2 separate regions of the Homo sapiens genome follow, and region 2 is linked to region 1. A link is a contact called in ENCODE Hi-C or POLR2A ChIA-PET data. All regions are on one chromosome and are shown on one strand. Each heading gives the region's core, a stretch centred on a gene start or an enhancer-like site at or near the end of the contact. The rest is flanking DNA. Distances are from core to core; before and after follow the strand shown.

The links. A loop is a pair of places that touch in the nucleus more often than their neighbours do. ChIA-PET counts read pairs that join two places held with the same protein, here RNA polymerase II (POLR2A). Pooled maps may share reads with other maps.
Region 2: a loop to region 1 is called in a map of B cell, with 15 times the contacts of the local background. The contact joins the promoter of LINC03060 here to the promoter of BPGM in region 1. A Hi-C loop is called at or near these places in 3 of 168 maps with a recorded cell type or tissue (B cell, naive thymus-derived CD4-positive, alpha-beta T cell and natural killer cell), 3 of 37 single-sample maps with no recorded cell type and 14 of 50 pooled maps. POLR2A ChIA-PET finds 5 or more read pairs at or near these places in 11 of 52 experiments (A549, GM10248, HEK293T and 7 more).

What each region holds. Positions count from the first base shown.
Region 1 is chr7:134,642,740-134,648,196 of GRCh38, reverse strand. It overlaps BPGM (bisphosphoglycerate mutase), which reads right to left and starts at 1,344. Exons shown (of 3, transcript NM_001724.5): 1 at 1,260-1,344. All of the region lies in intron 1 of LOC124901750 (a long non-coding RNA gene), which reads left to right. RefSeq lists enhancers at 1,008-1,117, 1,218-1,367.
Region 2 is chr7:134,430,565-134,435,733 of GRCh38, reverse strand. It overlaps LINC03060 (long intergenic non-protein coding RNA 3060), which reads left to right and starts at 3,314. Exons shown (of 3, transcript NR_183392.1): 1 at 3,314-3,420.

The DNA.
Region 1 (5,457 bases), core at 95-2,594:
GCCATTGCACTCCAGCCTGGGCAACAGAAGCGAAACTCCGTCTGAAAACAAAACAAAAAAAAAACCAAAACAAAAGAAAGAAAGAAAGAAAAAAGACAAGGCCAGGCACGGTGGCTCACGCCTGTAATCCCAGCACTTTGGGAGGCCGAGGCAGGCAGATCACCTGAGGTCAGGAGTTCAAGACCACCCTGGCCAACATGGTGAAACCCCGTCTCTACTAAAAATACAAAAATCAGCCAGGCGTGGTGGCCTATGCTTGTAATCCCAGCTACTTGGGAGGCTGAGGCAGGAGAATCACTTGAACCCGGTAGGCGGAGGTTGCAGTGAACCGAGATCGAGCCACTGCAGTCGCTCCAGCCTGGGCGACAGAGCGAGACTCCGTTTCAAAAAAAATAAAAAATAAAAGACAAATTGACATGAGTTCTGCTTTCACTATTAAAAAACCTTTAGTACCTACAGGTGAAACTTAGCTTTTGATTTTTCCCCTTCTTGGAAAGAGTCTGCATTTAGTCAGCTAACATTCTAGTACCACTCACAAGCTAAAGATCTTCCGTAATTTGCAAGGGAGGCAGTAGGGGGATGAGAGTTATAAGTTAGCTAACAACCAACTATTCTTTAAAGCTTAACTGTGAACTTAACTGCAATTATGCATTTCATTGACCTTCTCTAGTGTAATACCAGCTCGTCCCTTAGAAAAGAGGAAAATACACTTACGTTTTTATTTCTAGTGGTTCTAAGAACTTGTGATTTGGCTCCAGATTCCTACATGAAAACACTGCATATATTCACCTCCTTCTCTTTTCACCGCATTCGAGTTTTTCTGTCTACTACACAAAATGATAGATAGGGCCAGGTCTGCCAGAACCCTAAATACAGCGGCATCGCCCTGCTTCCTTCCAGGGGATCTTACTATTGGAAGGGCTCTGCTACACAGTACCTCAGACATCCAGAAGAGAGTTTATCTTCCCTCCAACTTCTATATATTCTTGCCATAAGGACAGCACTACCAAAGCGGGCTCCTCCTCTCAGTTGACAGAACGGTGACTGCCTGCGAGGCTCATTCTGAGATAGGGACAAGGGAAAGGGACCGGGGCGATAAGTGAGGGTCCCAGCTTGAGGGCTGGAGTGGGCACCAGACTCCCACCAACGACTAAACCGGGGGAAGTAAAGAAACTGGCCTTCCCCGCACCCAAAAATAAAACATCACATCACTAAAAAATGTAAACGTTCGCAACATTTTCTAAAACAAAGCCACTCACCTGCAAAGGGGCCACCAGCAGCAGCAGCAGCAGCAGCAGCCGCTCCTCCGAGCCGCCAAAGAGCCAGCGCCTCCTAGGACTCATCACTGCCGCCGGCATCGACGCTCTTTTCTAGCCCCTGAACCAGACGTGGGCAGGTCCTAGGGCTCTGCCTATTGGAAAGTCGAACTGTCACTCATCCACGGTCCCGGCCTACTCCCGGAACAGGAGAGGTCTCTTCCGTTTACCAAATCCCAGGAGTAAGAAGTGGGGCTCTGATTGGTTTACTCTAGAGACGAGCACATACCTGAACCAGTAAGGAGTTGGCTTCGACGCCAGCGGGCAGGCTTGGGCCTAGGGAAGTAGAAAAACACACCCTAGAGCGTCGCTGGTGCAAAACCTCGGGTGCGGGGAGCATCTTAGCTGTTTGAGGTTCTAGAAAGCGTTTAACGTCTTAAAAGAAACACCTGCGGGTGAAGACAGGTGTCAGCGGACTCTTGGAAGAGAGGAGGTGATGTTTCTTTTACTTATGGGAAATTTAGGGATTGAAACCTGAAGACGAAGCCGAGGTATCCTCCCAGAAGAAGCTCCTTTCGCACAAATTACTCGTGGTTGAAAGTCTTAAGTCGTGATTAAAACAAATGCCTTTAAAGTGCCCAATTTATAGGCAGTAACGCAACCTTACTTTCTCTTACCGCTTTTATAGGGATTCCCCTAGGCAGTTTGCTGACAGTATTTTAGGTGGGGAAGAAAAGTGATTAATGGAATGCCCTAAAAGCTTATTGCACAGAGGAAGGGAGGCTAGAGTGGAATGAGAGAATGACAAATTTGGAGGCGACAATAACTGAACAAGAGAAATCTATGAAAACACCGGAAACCTGGCACGAGGCCTTAAAAGCTTCTAAGCAGGCTTGAACTACCACACGAGGTTTTGAAGCATATGTGTCAGAACTCTTGGGTGGGCGGGAAAGATAAGGAATGTTATGGGAGATTCCCTTCTTAGAAGCTATCCTAAGTAGTGTTTCGTGTCCTCCTGTGAGTTTTTCCTGTTTCATCCTCCTAACAAATGCATTAGGTTTGTGACACGCAAGCAAGTCCTCAGAATAAATTATACATACAGTTGAAAAGATAATCTTTCCACATTTGAAATTCTGTGACACACTCTTTATTGAACTCATTAAGACCTAATCGTAGCCAGTTCTGTATCTCATTTATCCATGTTAGAGCATGACAGTTCCTCCTGGGATATCAACAGAACTTTACTTCCGGGACGGCACTAATCCGAGGCTTGACAGGTCCCAGCAGGTGATAGGTCTCACCTAGTGATAGTTAGAATTTAACTTGCACAAGATTAACTAGAGTTCAGGCCAGAACAGCTGGAAGGGGCAGCTTCCAAATCTTATACATTTGCCCTCTTGCTTTTTTCTCAATATCAGTTGAGGACAAAGTAAGGAGAAAGCTTTTCTTCTACAGTGTAATAAAGCTCCTATTCAGAGTGCCCACCATCCATACTCCGGAGGCTAATGACAGTCATTACCAAGTGACAGTCTTGTGGCATTTGGCATTTAGGGCTACTTAGTCTGGACTTAAGGGCGCCTACTCATTGGATTTAAGTTTACTGTTGTTATGGACACCCATGGAATGCTAGCTTGTCACATAAAACCTTAATATCAAACATCACTTGCCTTTTAGAATCATTCGCAAGAGTATGTGGCTTATGAATGAGTCATTTTGATATAAGATGGAAGCTTATATCAGTGATTCTGTCTAGAAGGAATTAAAAAGCAGATTTTCATCAGGAGCAAGCATGTTTGTAAGACAAATGTGCACAGAGGCTAACAGAATTTCAGGAGTTACTTTTGCCCTATGGCAAGATTGTTCTCCATACTTAATTATGTTACAGTATCATATCCTGAACCCTGTGTCCTGGTCTATTCGATGAGCTGTCTCTCTTATGAATTTTTAAATAACGAGGTCGTGGTTCACAAAGATGATCATAAATCCATTTAAGGCAAAGATGAACTCCAAAGAATATTAGACTTGTACAAACTTAGTACTTGACAGGGCTTTGGAAATTAAACTCTAGCTCCTTGTTGTACAGATAAAGAAACTGAAGCTTAAGTGATGTGCTCAGAATTACTTGGTTGGGGACAAATCCTGGGCTAGGACCCAAGGTTGCTAATTCATATAATTCTGGGAAGATGCTTCCTCTTCCTGCTGCCTTCTCCTCCTCACCCCAAAAGCAATGTATTTTTTAAATTAAGATTAATTTTAGGATTCACTTCCATTGAAGACCAGTCATGAGGACTTCAGTTCTGATACAGCAAGTGATATAGATACTATGAAAATAATTCAGTGTCATCAAACAGCTTTTGATGTAGTCTCACTTTTATCCAAACAAGAAATGAAAAGCAATAAATTATTATAGCTATGTTGTCTCTTTGTCTTCCTTTCTGTTACAGGTGTATATCAAAAAGTCAGTATTAACCCATGTGATACTTTGAGTTTTAGTTGAAAATTGTCTTCCTTGTGACCTGAATAAACCACTATTTTATTGATAGCATACATACCTGGTCAAAATAATTTCACAGTTATGTGCACAGAGCCTCTAGCCTTTTCCACGTATGGCTGAATTGGTCCACCGTGCATCAAAACATCATCCACGGACCTAGGCTATTCTCCCTTTTGCTAGCCTAGCAGAACCATTGGCTCCCTCCTTCCAGCAAACTCCAGAGTTAGCTAGTTCTATATGCCATGTACAGGAGTGTCTCCTTTTCTTCACAGTATCAGGACACACCATGAGTTGGTTATTTGCTGCCAGTGTTTAGTCTCCAACTGTACCCTACTTACTTCAGGGTCAGATTAAAATTTACCACTCGTAACCTAGTATAATAGACCTATGCGTGGCCCCCATCATTGACCTCCTAAGTACAAGACTCCCTTTTCTGAAACTAAAAACTGGAAATGCTGTTATGGGTCAGCCATCCAGACCTCTCAGAAGGGACCTTAAAGTCTGTCCCTTTCTTTCAGAAGTTAAAACTTAGAATCCTCATCTTCCTCACAGAGTAGGGTGAAGAATCATGGAGGCAGTTTTGGAATAGCTTTGCAATCTTTGAAGCACCTTGTGTCTGTCACTTTCCAGCACTGGGAACTCAGGGGCTTAATTGGACTTACAGTTCCATGTGGCTGGGGAAGCCTCACAATCATAGCTAACTCTAGAGTTTGCTGGAAGGAAGGAGCCAATGGTTTTGCTAGGCTAGCAAAATGCAGAATAGCCTAGGCAAATTGCTTGACCTCAGCCTCAGTGTCTTTATCTGTTAAACAGAGATAATACCCAAATCGCTAATGTGAAAATTAAGTGGGATAATGTGATGTGTGCCTGCCACATGGAAAGCATCTCATAAATGGTAGTTGTTATTCTTAACAATTATGGTAATGATAAATGTAAAGCATTTTACCTATTTACAAGTATTCTTATTCAAATTACTCAGTAAAGTCTTGGCATTGCGCTTGCCTCTTTTTCCTGCTCTCCACTCAAGTGGAGACCTGGACTCTTGCAGAGGGCATGAGACTGGGATTTCCCCAGCTATCTTGCAGCTACCCAGGGAGGTAATGGGCAGGAAGTGAATGCCAAAGAGGGTACAGACCCAGTGGCAGAGCCAGGAACCTCTGGTATTGGGAAGCCTGATCTATGTGAAATTCCCCTACAGTAAAACTAAACATTGACTAAGCACCTTGGCATAGGAAAAGAGCCAGGTTGATTTTTTTTCCCCACTACTTTCAGATCTGGGACAAGGATAGGGGAAAAAGGTAGAAACATGAGGAATCAAGAGAGGTGCTTTCCTCTTTTACAAATTCTCTACTCCACTAAGGAAAAACCCATGTTTCTTTAAATGCTTGTTGTTTATATGCTGGTAAACACAAACTCTGCCCTATGGAGTTTTTTTTAAAGCTTATATTTATTAATTATAAATTTATGTTTTAAAATGTTTATTGTATAAGGTTTAGAAAAGAAAAAACTTAAAATACCTATAATCCCACCCTCCAGAATTTATTTTTAACATTTTGTATATCCTATTTTTCCCATAAATCAATTACTTAAAAAAAAACCTGGACTCTTAGTATATATACTGTTTTGTGGCAATCTTTTCTACTTAATTTGTTATTAACATGTCCCAATGTCATTTAATATTTTTCTTCCGTATATAATCCCATTACG
Region 2 (5,169 bases), core at 2,065-4,564, 210 kb after region 1:
TAATTTTTCGTAGCGATAGGGTCTCCCCCTGTTCCCCAGGCTGGTCTCAAACTCCTGAGCTCAAGCGATCTGCCTGCCTTGGCCTCCCAAAGTGCTGGAATTACAGGCGTGAGCCACCACACCTGGCCTACATGTGATCTATTTCCTAATAAAAAATAAATGTTTGCTGAATAAACTATCTCATCTGATCCTTACAACAGTCCTGTGAGACTCGTGTGTCATGACTCTTCATTTATAGATGATAAACTAAATCAAGAAAACTCATTTGGTATGCCAAATGTCTCACAGCTAGTCAACGGTTTCGCCTCCAAACTCTGTGACCTTTCTACTGAATCACATTGAAGCTATTTTTTATGACTACCTCTGCTGCTATCTTAACTCTAGATACAGAAAAATTTGATTGCCCAACTGCCTGTCATTGAGCAAAAGAAGTGAAGTCCTTTCAACAGAGTTATCTTTTCATCTTGTCTCCAATTCTTGGCTTCGAGTGATAAACGGTGTTTGCCAGAGTTGCAAGCCAGGAGTAATTTCAGTGGTATTAGAGAGTCAGAGATAAAACAACAGGTTTTGGATGAGAATTATGAGTATCCCAAACTGTTAGAGAGCTGGGACCCAGGGAAAAGGAGAGCCAGGCTTAGGGCCCATGGCAAAAGTCAGGTAAGTTTTGGTGGAAATACAGCACAGAGTCAAAGGAGACCAGAGAATGGGGTACTGACCACAGGGCACAGTACAGCATGGAGAAAGGACAGGAACAGGCAGTGGGAGGAAAGCAGCGGGAGGCCATTAATATACTCCCGCTACACAGATCCACTCAGGCCTGCAGCAGATGCTTCCAGGCCTAAACCTGGGCATTAAGAATTGCGTGGCCTTCTCTCCCAGTTACCGCAAATCAGCAGGTTGTGACTTTGCCAGGGCTCTCAGAGGCCATATGGTCCCAGCCTTCGTTGTACAGGAGGGATCAGGTGATTTTGTCAAGATCAGCCAGGACTAGAACTCTGCAGATCTTTATCCAATATTCTTTTTCTGTAGGTCACCTACCTCTTAGTCTGAACACATGATTTTGAAAACCCCAGGCCATCCACTCGTGGCCTAATCTGGACTAGAGACCAGATTGTTTTGTTATCCAGTGGGAGGCTGTATGGTTCAAACCGTGTTTCTGAAAAGGCCTGGATTTCCTCCCTGGGCTGAGGAGGCAAGGAAGGGGTGGTGTAGGTGTCCTCTCTCCCTGTCCTCACTGCCTCAACCAGAGCAAATTCCCTTTTATCTTCTTTGTTGAAATTGTATGTACGATTTCATTTGTGAAAAGGGTTCTGATTCTTTAAAAAACTTTAAGAAAACTTAAAATCCATTCCATGGAAAACCAAGTGGGATCTCTTGAACTCTCTCTGTCCATTTCCCAGATTTTAGTACCATTCAATAAGTATTCTTGGAGTCCTAGTTAAATGCCTAGTGTTGTGGCACATGCTAAGGGACATATAAAAAGAGATTATTTGGCTGGGCGCGGTGGCTCATGCCTGTAATCTCAGCATTTTGGGAGGACAAGGAGGGCAGATCACCTGAGGTCAGGAGTTTGAAACCAGCCTGGCCAACATGGTGAAGCCTAGTCTCTATTAAAAACACAAAATTAGCCAGGAGTGGTGGTGGGCACTTGTAATCCCAGCCACTCGGGAGGCTGAGGCAGGAGAATTGCTTGAACTCGGAAGGCGGAGATTGCCGTGAGCCAAGATTGCACCATTGCACTCCAGCCTGGGAGACAAGACTTTGTCTCAAAAATAAATAAATCAATGAAGTTGTTCTATTCCCCAAGGTGCAGATTTGCAAATTAGTCATGGGGTAGCTTCTTGGAAGAGGGTAGCATTTTCCCTTAGAAACAGCTTTATATATGATGTTTCATGTACGATGTTCCTACCATCCTATTTAGTTGCATCTTATTTCTTGGATGTCCCTGCAGAAGGGTTGCAAAAGGATAGTACGATAAGATCTTGGTCCTTACAACTTGTTATTTTTCTGCCACGAAAGTAGAGGAGATTTCTTTCTATGTGTGTATGGGTAGCTCTAGGTGAAAAACTTTGCATAATTTTCTGTACAGGGAGAAATACGGCAATAATTTCTTCTTCTTCTTCCTCTTTTTTTTTTTTTTTTTTTTTTGAGACAGGGTCTTGCTCTGTCACCCAGACTTGAGTGCAGTGATGCGATCATGGCTCACTGCAGCCTCAACTTCCCCAGCTCAAGCAATCCTCCCAGTAAGCTTCCCAAGTAGCTGGGACTACAAGTGTGCACAACCATACCTGGCTTTTTTTTTTCTTAATGTAGAGTCTCACAATGTGGCCCAGGCTGGGCAATAATTTCTTCATGGTGGGGTGAGGGAGGACAGAACAGGCCATTCTAGGTTAGATGTTTCTAAGTTGGGCACAGCATGTGTAAAGCCTGTTCGTTCCTGGGACTGTGTGGAGGGCAGATGATATTCCTACCAAAAAGAAAGCAGGTGAAAAGTTAGATAACATGAAGAGTTGAAGGAAGTACGTAGCTCCAACTACTGTGTGGTAGAATTCTTCCCTGACCCCAGCACCTGCCCTCTCGATGTATGTGATTCAAATGCTGCTTGGCTAGAATGGGATATACACCAGCTGGTCTCTGCCGGGTCCCTGGCCTGCCTTCCTCACCAGAACATCCCTGACAGTGCCTAGGCAGTCTGGGTGCGCTTGGTCCTACAGCAAGGACCGGTAGGCTTCCGAGCACCATGGCCAAGCAAAGGGGGCGAAGGAAGCCTCGGTCATCGAGTTCAGCCTGTGTGAGCAAAAGGAAGTCCCCATCCACACTCGCCACTCCCCGTCCTTAGCCTCCTGAGCTTATAGTGTGGTGTATGCTTCCCCCTTCTGGCCACAAATGGTCAACAATGATTTTTGGTAATCCCTGGTGGGAGGCCCTGCTTACTGCTGGGAAGTGGACCTTCCTAGTAACAGCGACGACAATGATACTGTTGCCAGAGCTATTGATGGAAGTGGTACAATCCAATAGGTGCAGTAAAAAGCCCTTTACATACACTGTCTCATTTAATCCTCAAAGCCAGGGGTCCCCAACTCCCGGGGCCACAGACCGGTACCAGTCCATGGCCTGTTAGGAACGGGGCCGCACAGCAGGAGGCGTGCGATGGGCGAGCGAGCAGAGCTTCATCTGTTTTTACAGCCACTCCCCTCTCGCATTACCGCCTGAGCTCCGCTTCCTGTCGGGTCAGCAGCGGCATTAGCGTCTCATAGGAGCATGAACCCTACTGTGAACTGCGCATGCGAGGGATCTAGGCTGCGCGCTCCTTATGAGAATCTAACGCCTGATGACCTATCACTGTCTCCCATCACTCCCAGATGGGACCGTCTAGTTGCAGGAAAACAAGCTCAGGGCTCCCACTGATTCTACATTATGGTGAGTTGTATAATTATCTCATTATGTATTAAAATGTAATAATAATATCCCGAAACCACCTCCCCACCGCCAGGTCTGTGGAAAAATTGTTTTCCACAAAACCAGTTCCCGGTGCCAAAAATGTTGGAGACTGCTGCTCAAAGCAATTTTGTAAGGGATGTATTATTATCCCCACTAAACAGAAGACAAACTAAGACACAGCAGTTAAATGACTTGTGCAAAATACGTGCTGATAAACGCAGCAGGGCGGGGGTTCACGCCTAGGTGTGTCAGGCTTCAAAGTCCGCGCTCTGGGCCACTGTGAACATTCCCGTTTCTGACGGGCTGTATTCTGGGTGGGGTATCCTCTGTCAACAGAGACATCTGTCAGACCATTCCTGCCCTTTTACTTCCATCAGTCCACATTCTGGCATCTTCCGTGTCATTTTTCCTCTTCACTTCTTGTGCTCCTCGGCAGATCTATGACCATCCCAGCCTCTTTCTTTTCTTCCTGATCTTTGGGCAATTCGCCTCCCTCCTGCTTGCTTCAAACATTCACTCTTGTGCAGCAGTTCTTTTCTTATTTATTTATTTTTTGAGATAGAGTCTCACTCTGTCGCCCAGCCTGGAGTGCAGTGGCGCTATATCGGCTCACTGCCACCTCCGCTTCCCAGGTTCAAGCGATTCTCTTGCCTCAGCCTTCTGAGTAGCTGGGATTATAGGCACCTGCCACCACACCCGGCTAATTTTTGTATTTTTAGTAGAGATGGGGTTTCGCCATGTTGGCCAGGCTGGTCTTGAACTCCTGACCTCAAGCCATCTGCCCGCCTTGGCCTCCCAAAGTGCTGGGATTACAGGTGTGAGCCACCGTGCATGGCCCATGCAGCAGTTCTTAAACTGGCACCCACAAGAGGTCTGGATTGAATCCGAGAGGTCTGTGAACATGGACATGGAAAATATTACATTCTATCGTGAATATAGAGAACAGAAGTGGGGCCTGTAACTTTGTCACAAATAGAAAGTCACAGCTCTTGCTATATCCCATTACTGTTACTAGGAATATCTCACGATGTCATCTATGTGCATCACTACTTTGAAATTACCAGAGTTATTAAACCTGTCACTAGACCTGTTATTTAGTCGTTAATAAAAAGCCTATATATTATCATATTACAAATTTGGTTTTTAAAAATATTGTGATAGCAGTCTTTCAAAACTAAAGAATTCCTTGGTAATCTTGTGTGTTTAATTTTATGTACTTAAAAACATTTTTCTTAGAAGGGCTCCAAAAGCTTCCGCAGCTTGCCAAGGGGATCCTGGCATGAAAAATGATGAAAAGAAAACACACTATCCTTGATTTTATGCCAGCTTTGCACCTCCTGACCCAGCCCATATAATGTAACAGTGACCCCCTGTAAGAGGGTTGCACTTCTCCAAATAGGAGGACCACAGGATTTCTCTTCCAAACAGGGACATTTGAGTATAGATAGAGTGATACTAGCATAACAAGAGTAAACTGGAACATATGGCCACCCCTCTCAAATATCAGGTATTCTGGAAACTGAAGAATTAGATAAGAAAATGCCAATGTAATTTACAAGAATCAACATAGAAACACCCTATCTGTAAATATGCTACTGATAAAACTAGATTGTCTCCTAAAATCCAACCAGAAAAAAATAACTAATATGAAATATATCAGCTTCAAATGAAATAATTATAGCATATAATAAAATAACGAATACTAGTGTATCACTTGCTATGGACAGA